Linked DNA regions of Homo sapiens: region 2 is linked to region 1. Evidence: read pairs that join two places in POLR2A ChIA-PET (ENCODE). Cell type or tissue: GM12878. All regions are shown on one strand. Links, peaks and the distances in the headings refer to the core of each region. The heading gives the core; the rest is flanking DNA.

Region 1 (4,413 bases), core at 178-4,177:
AAAAAAGCCCCATAAAACTGAAATTCCAGAACTGCCGCATCTTTTTAAATCTGAGTATCATCATTAGAGCTGTATTCACCCTTGCACTATCTATAGCTTAACAGAAAACCACATTTTTTCTCTTTAATTGGGGAGTTTATATAAAATATGTTCCAGACCCTGGCACGTAATGTTCACATAAAACAATAGTTCCCTTCACTTCATCCATTTCAAATATCTTGCTGCATCTCTGATCCATTATTGCTAGACAACTGATTTAAACTGCAGTTTAATAAAATTACACATGATTTCCTGGTTAACAATCTATTATATATAATATTTATATACATAATATATATTATAATATAATATTTATATATTATATATTTATATATTATATATTATATATAAATATATAATATATAATATATAAATATATATTATAAGATATATTATGTATAAAATATATAAATATATAATATATAAATATATAATATATAAATATATACTATACATATATATTATGTATATAATATACAAATATATAATATATAAATATATACTATACATATATATTATGTATATAATATATAAATATATAATATATAAATATATATTATACATATATATTATGCATATAATATAAAAATATATATTATACATATATATTATGTATATAATATATAAATATATAATATAAAAATATATATTATACACATATATTATGTATATAATATATAAATATATATTATACAAATATATATTATAAATGTATATTATGTATATAATATATAAATATATATTATACAAATATATATTATAAATGTATATAATATATTATATAATATATAATATATATTAGATATAAAATATATTATATATTATATTATATACAGTATATATTATATATGTAATATAAAATATATTATATATTATATATTATATATAGTATATATTATATATGTAATATATAATATATCTTACATATATAATATATAATATTATATATATTATATATATAATTTGTATATATATATATATATATATATTTCCTTGAGTTTAACCTGTGGATTTGAACCAGTCCTTTATTTTGGTTCTCACTGACTCAAAACGTGAAAGTCACTCAATTTGCCTTTTACCCTCCTCCTGTCATCCTAAGTTCCCTTCCAACATTCCCTTGTTTCGGTAGCTGCTATCAAAACGTGTATGCTGGATAAGATTTCAAATCCTGTCACATATTCTCATCAGTCAATAAAGGCCTGCTCTCCAGTATAAACTGCCTACTCTGTGCCAAGCACTCTCTTAGATTCTGGTGGGTATAAAGATATGTATCACATATGGACTTTATACTCAGAACCTAAAGTCTGCTTGGACACAAAGCAATTGACAAAGAAGTTAGTCCTAAAGTTGCACTAACTGATGTGAAGAGAACTGAGGGAAAAATGGGATAATTAAGTGCAAAGTAGACAGGAACCATATAGTTCATTTAGAAATAAGAAAATTGAGGAGGTGCAAAAGTAAGACAGTTTTTCCTTTCAAAGGAGTTCATGATATTGAGGGAGAGACAGATATTAACAAATGTACACATACACACAAAGAGGTAAATAAAGGAGGGAGGGAAGAATGATGTTGGGTGCCGACAGAAAATGGAAGTGGCCTACCTCAAGGATCCAAATGGAAACTCTGGTGTTATACTTGAAGTCACTGCTTTTCAATCCCGTTTCTTAGGGTGTGGGCGTTGAAAAATCTTAACATTCTTATTTTCTTGCATTTCCATCATTTTACTGGTCAATCATCTCCCTTCTAACCTTTGCAACATTCAATACTGTCTTCTATTCAGGGTAGTAACATTGGGTCCTGCAGGGTTTCTGAAAGTGAGATTCATGGACCATATGCCTGTAAATAACCTTAGTCATCTGTTGAAAATATGGCTTTCTGCTACCATACTTTAAACACATGAATCATCCATTAGATGTTTCTGATGAACATCAAGGTTTACTAACAGGAATATGGGACTGGAAATCACAAAGCCCTCATTTGCCTCACATCTAAAATTAATAGTTGGATTAAATAATCATACATAGTTCATGATTTTAAGTTCAACATTTCTATTATTCTGTGTATTTCTTTGGGATACTTAGTACTATTTCTCTTGATTTTTTTTCTACAGTGCCTAGTTCTATAAAGCTTTTATCCCCCTTAATTTAAGATTTATCTTAACTTAGGAATATTTAAAAAGCAGAATGTTTTACTTTGCCAACATGGGCAACCATACATGAAACTGATTTAAGGAATAATAAGAGTACTGGACTCTGAAGGAAACATTACTCTTAAGAAATTAATTTGGTTTGAACCCAGAATCATGAATTTTTAAATGTGGAACAGTTTATTCTTATGCTTTATTTATTACTAACTCAGCCCTCTAGGACTTGTACTTTGTTTGCCCTTTATCTAAAATATGGATGCTAAGCACATAATTAATAAATAAGAGATGTCCTTAAAACAAGTATTTTTAAATGCCTAATGAGAATTAGCACTAATCTTGTTCGGCTACAAGCCTGAACATTCTACCAGACAGGAAACCCAATTTAAACAATTAATGGTTTCCAGAATGAGTGTTTATTAATTGAGCCATAGCATTACAGTGGAGTCTCTTTTCACTTCCTCTTGTCAAACCTATTGAGGATGCAATGCAGAGCTATTTGGCAGGTGGCCACACTGAAAAGCAGCAGGATGTATTTGGCAGATCTGTATTACATGTTGCCAGACTTTTGCCATTTGGCTTGCTAGAATGTTTCTTTCGTCTTCCTTTCCCTTTCTTGTCCCTTACATAAAAATGTTTTTTTCTCAGCAGAATTATAATTCATAACTATAATGAGCATCAAGTTAACTATCAATAATTAAATGGAAACATGACTTCACAAAATATTTTGCAAAACCTATGGAATTCTCTCAGAAGAATTTTCTCAAGATTACATAGTGTCATTTCTAATGGGAAGGTAACTGATTGGTATCAATCAGCAAATATTAATTGTCAATGTCTACATTCTCTGCACAAACCCCATCTACCTCCAAAGCGTGTAAATTATACCTAAAAATGCAAATTATATACAGTCAGCCTTCCATATCCATGGGTTCCACATTTGAAGATTATTCAACCAACCATGGATCAAATATATTTTTAGAAAATAAAATAAGAATAATGCAATAAAGAATGCAAACTTTAAAACACACTGTAAATACTTACACAGCACTTAGATGTATTAAGAATGATAAGTAATCTAGATATGATTTAAAATATATAGGAGGATGTGTGCAAGTTACATGCAAATGTTATACATTTTATTTAAGGGACTTGAGCTTTTGCAACTTTTGTTATCCACAGGAGTGCTGGAACCAATGCCTTGCAGATATCAAGCGATAATTAATATATAACTACAAAGCAACTGGAAACTTTCTTTCCTCCTTTACAGAAATTTAAGTTTAAGTGGTTTTGACTTATCCATCATTAAAATATGTCTTGACTAAATGTGGTTGTATCTTGAATTCCCAAACTGATTTCTTAAGCCCTCTGCATCATATGTAAAAACAAACAAACAACAAACAAAAAACATGTCCTGAAACTTGGACAAGGCCTCTTGCTTTGGGTCCTGTATTTTAAAGAACTCTGCATATAATAAACAACAGAAGTAATTCATGTTAGAAAACATGACCGCCTATGTTACTCAGTGTGCAGAGCTCAGTTCTAGAACCTGCACCCTAAACTTGTGCTTTCTTTACTAATACCATCCAGGCCCCAGGGAAACACTTCACCACCTCTCTTGCCCTGTGTTCTCAAAACAGAAGGCAGCAGTGCTCAAATGTGTATGGGTTGTGCCACTGCCTTCTACTTTAGTCTATTTGTGCTTCTATAACAAAATACCACAAACTGGGATACTTACAAGGAACAGAAATTTATTTTCTTACAGTTCTGGAGGCCAAAAGTCCAAGATCAAGGCACCAGCATTTGGTGTCTTGCTGCATCTTCCAGAAGGGAGGAAGGCTGTGTCTTCACCTGGTGGAAGGCAGCACAGGAAGCCTCCCTTTCCATTCAGGATGCAGGAGCCCTCAAGGCCTAATCACCTCTTAAAGGCCCCACCTGTTAACATCATCGTGTTGGCCATTAAGTTTAAACACATGAATTTTGGAGAAAACACATCCAAACTGTAGCAACAACATTGAAGATATAAACACACTGCTTCAAAATGCAGAGAATATTTGGGAGGCAAACACATTAAGAGATAAGAAAAATGAATTAACTTGCCAAAGAGGATAGCATGAATTCAACAGATTTTTGCATAATGAAGTATGGTTTCCCAATAGCGTTGAAGGCATCATTTTTATTCTTTTCTTCTTTTTATTTCCCAGTTCGTACTTCTAAAGATACTTTTACTC
Region 2 (4,413 bases), core at 81-4,080, 340 kb after region 1:
TGACTTACAAAGATATAAACAATGCTTCCAGATAACAGGAATTAGAAGTAGATAAAGATAAAGCCAAGGGAGGGAGAAGAAGGAGCAAACGTGGAGCAGGAAACTCCTTCTCTTGAGCTCCCCTACATACTTCTTAGGGTGGATCACCTTTCTGGCTCTGGACTTCTCCGCAGCCAGCAGGAAACTGCAAAGTTGAACAAGACAAGATTTCCGACTTCAGGGAACTCTATGTCTAGTTAAGGAAACAGATGTGTAAACAAACAATTACAGTGCAATGTGATGAATGCAAAAGTGGAAGTTCTCGGCAGCAGGCTTTATAGAAGAGATATTTGCCATTGACTTTAAGGATGAAGAGTGTTGCAGAGAATATCCAGGAAAGGCAATAGTACATGCGAAGATCTGGAGCCTTGAACAGCACCATTTGCAATGCGGACAACAAGGTAAAATTTTCTAGAGTCCTGTCAGAGAGGTTTTGGAAGGCACACAAGTACTCAGTATTTTTTTTCCGGTAAAATAACGAAGGAACTCATGGTAAGTATTTCATGGCAGCAAGAACAATAACATTGCCTCAGAGAAAGCAGAGTGAAGTTAAAAAATCAAAATAGGCAAAATAGCAATGTAAGAGAAGAGAAGCAAGCCCTAAAACTCCACTTCTGTTACTATTTGTCTATTTCAATTTGTATTTCCTAGGAAACTTGTTTGGAAGAAGAGGGTTCTATGCTTACGTATAAATACTAAGCAACCCACAATTGCTTAATATTTATACCTAAGCATAGATTGTTTTAAAACAGAAACAGTAAACTGAATAGAATTTTGGAACACATCAGATGGTTAGAAATTATGAAATCCTATACTATCATTTTAATTAAGAGGAAAAGGGCCGGGCACTGGCACTCATGCCTGTAATCCCAACACTTTGGGAGGCCTAGGCGGGCATATTGCTTGAGCTCAGGAGCTTGAGACCAGCCTGGACCAAATGGTGAAACCCTATCTCTACAAAAAATACAGAAAATTAGCCAGGAGTGGTGGCACCTGCCTGCAGTTGCAGCTACTCTGGAGGCTAAAGTGGGAGGATCACTTGAGCCCAGGAGGTGGAGGTTGCAGTGAGCCAAGATCGTGCCACTACACTCCAGCGTGGATGACAGAGTGATAACCTGTCTCAAAAAAAAAAAAAAAAAAAAAAAAAAAGGGAGAGAGAGAGAAAGAAGGATAAATTAATTACCAAAATAGCTGGATAGTGGTAGAGCTGGAACAAGTGGAACAAGACCAACATTGTCCTATTGAGTGTCCTTCTAGTTGACCATGTCGACTTTCCCAACCCAGTGGCAAGATTTTGAAATCTGATATATTTCTTCAAAAATGAAGGAATGACACAAGGCTGGAAACAGGAGACAGTAACTTAAATTGGAGGGACTAATTCAAATTCCAAGAATCAAAAATATCTGTTGCAATATATGAAAGGTTTTTAATATATGAAGAATTCTATAGAGGTGGTTGTGTACTTAAAACTAGGGGAAACCATAATTACATATATTAACATTTTTGTGAAAGTTCTTCCAGCTTGCCGTATATGTACCCTCACATCTATACAGAGCCAAGAAAATTCATTTTCAATGAAGAATGAATTACTGAAACTTGACTAAAGTTGTATTGTTACACATTGAATGGAATTGCAGTTGTCCCCATTGACTTCAATTGTCTTCTCAGAAATCCTTTATCTTCTTGACTGATTGATCTTCTTTTAATAGTGAATCCTAGTGCCTCATTGTTAGCTGTTTCCCCACAATGCTCTCAATCAAGTGGTTCCTCATCTATGAACATATGTTTAAGAGCATTGAAACAGTTCCATATTCAAAGAAACTTTGTTGAAATCTTTTAAGTAAAGCAAAGATAAACAATTCCTGCCCTATTGTACTCTTTTGGAAGCTCTGCTTACATGCTCCACATTGTATGTTTGTTTTGTTGCTTTGTTTTCTTTTTCATCTCAGTTTTTGAGGATAAGAATGCTTTGTTTTAAAAGGGATCATCTGTGTCTTTTTAAAAGCTTACTGAATTTTCCTGGTGTGAATTATTTGCACGTACTCATTTTTGTGGTTGATTTGGATTTTACAGTGATTAAGATTTTACGGTACCTGCTCCACCGGGCCCAGATCCTGCTTCCCAGATCTTCCTGGGAAGCACAAAACCCCTTCCTGGCCAGCAGGCTGTCTCACTAATCCTGAGATAGAGATCACTATTGTTGATCTTCGTACCACCTTGCCAGTGCCTACTTAGCATCTGACATCAGAAGCATCCCATCAAAACCTGGTGAACAAATTGAAAGATAGATGATTCAGGACTAGAGAAACACGGGTAAGTATGGGAATCCAAATCTTTGGCAACTTCCAGCTCCCTTCATTGTACTGCTTGATTTAATTGTTGTTTGTGTTTGTTTGTTTGTTTGTTTGTTTGTTTTAGAGAGAGAGGGTTTTGCTTGCTCTGTTGCCCAGGCTGGAGTGCAGTGGTGCCATCATAGCTCACTGCAGCCTCGAACTCCTGAACTCAAGAAAATCTCCTGCCTCAACCTTCCGAATAGCTGGGATTACAGGTATGCACCACCATGCCCAGCTAATTAAACAAATTTTTTTTGTAGAGACTCTGGAGGTCTTGCTATGCTGCCCAGGCTGATCTCAAACACTTGGCCTCAAGCAGTTCTCTCATCTTGGCCTCCCAAAGTGCTGGGACTACAGGTGTGAGCCCCCTCACCTGGCCCCTGCTCTATTTTTTGAGGGTTTTTTTCTCCCCTTGAGATATCAATTACATACTGCCCAATAGGTGTCCAAAGCATCCACTTTTGCTAGGCACTCTAAACACATCAAACACTATACATTATTACTAGCAGTATGAGCATATACTAATTTACAGTTTTGTTTTGTTTTGTTTTGTTTTGTTTTGTTTTGTTTTGTTTTTCCCGAGACAGAGTCTTGCTCTGTCGCCCAGGCTGGAGTGCAGTTGCATTATCTCAGCTCACTGCAACCTCTGCCTCCCAAGTTCAAGCAATTCTCCTGCCTCAGCCTCCCAAGTAGCTGGGATTACAGGTGCACACCACCACGCCTGGCTAATTTTTGTATTTTTAGTAGAGACGGGGTTTCACCATGTTGGCCAGGCTGGTCTCAAACTCCTGACCTCATGATCCGCCCACTTTGGCCCCCCAAAGTGCTGGGATTACAGGCATGAGCCACTGCGCCTGGCCTACTTAACAGTTTTAAAAGGCCCTTTCTATTATCTTTTTGACTCCACAAAACAATCAAGCATTGTTACTGGGGCAGACACACAAGAAAGCCAAGAGGCAGGAAGATGGTAGCATCTGGCCATCAGCACAAGGACTAAGGGCAATGGGGTCCCCATTCCTCCACTGCCCTTTGCTCTGCCTCATATTGTTCCCATTCTACAAAAGGAGCTCTCAGTCCACACCTTCCTTTCACCTTAAGTTAAAATATCCATAGCTTATCTAAGTCACTTAGGAGATTCTTCTGATAAAGAAGTCAAGCTCAGTTTCCAATCCAATTTCTACCACATACCAAATTGCTCACTCTCTTTGAATCTCAGTGATTTCATCTGTAAACTGGAGTCATATATAATTGCTTTTTATAATGAGCACGTGCAATTAAAAACATTCCAAAACAAATATAAATAAGTGACAATTAGTTAAAATGGCACATGTGAAGTACCTGGTACAGAGTAGACCCCAAATGTCTGCTCTCCTCCTTCCCCCAGGAAGTTTGTGCAATTCACAAGACTAATAAGCTTCACTACAGTATGTTGTCCTAAAATAAGAATGTCCATCATTCCTGACTTGCTGGTTGGTGGAATGTGTGAGAAATAAGCTCATCCTCATTTCCTCTTACCCACCCACTTGCAGAGGCTGGGGAGATATAGGCCCCTTGCTCATGGGGAGGGCGCACTGGGATAAGGTTGATCTGGAGCCAAATAGCAAAGGAAGGTAAGTTTGCCTTTTGTGTCCTCTCATTTCCCTCTCTGAATCTATGCTATCCTTCCCACATTTGCATTTGCATTTTTGTTTCTTTTCCTTTTCCTTTCTTTCTTTTTTTTTTTTTTTAAGGAGTCTTGCTCTGTAGCCCAGGCTAGAGTACAGTGGTGTGATCTCTGCCTCCTGGGTTCAAGCCATTCTCCTGCCTCAGCCTCCTGAGCAGGTGAAACTACAGGCGCCCGCCATCATGCCCGGCTAATTTTTGTATTTTGAGTAGAGATGGGGTTTCACCATATTGGCCAGGGTGGTCTTGAACTCCCAACCTCAAGTGATCCGCCTGCCTTGGCCTCCCAAAGTACTGGGATTACAGGGCGTGAGCCACCACGCTGGACTACATTTGCGTTTTTCTTCCCCATTCACTCCACCCACTCCCCTAGATTCTG

Evidence for each region. ChIA-PET counts read pairs that join two places held together with the same protein. Peaks named below come from ENCODE experiments on the same cell type or tissue, not always from the same donor. Only the 100,000 strongest peaks of a DNase experiment are listed, where the experiment ranks them.
Region 2: POLR2A ChIA-PET joins it to region 1 with 5 read pairs; 2 of 35 experiments call an interaction of 5 or more read pairs at or near these places.

Annotation. Positions count from the first base shown.
Region 1 is chr6:113,379,510-113,383,922 of GRCh38, forward strand. No RefSeq gene overlaps it. Among named protein-coding and RNA genes, the nearest start is that of LINC02518, 52 kb to the right of the region's middle. In GM12878, for the core only: no CTCF peak of the experiment used is centred there; a DNase peak (open chromatin) is centred at 2,672.
Region 2 is chr6:113,723,190-113,727,602 of GRCh38, forward strand. No RefSeq gene overlaps it. Among named protein-coding and RNA genes, the nearest start is that of LINC02541, 75 kb to the left of the region's middle. In GM12878, for the core only: no CTCF peak of the experiment used is centred there; no DNase peak of the experiment used is centred there.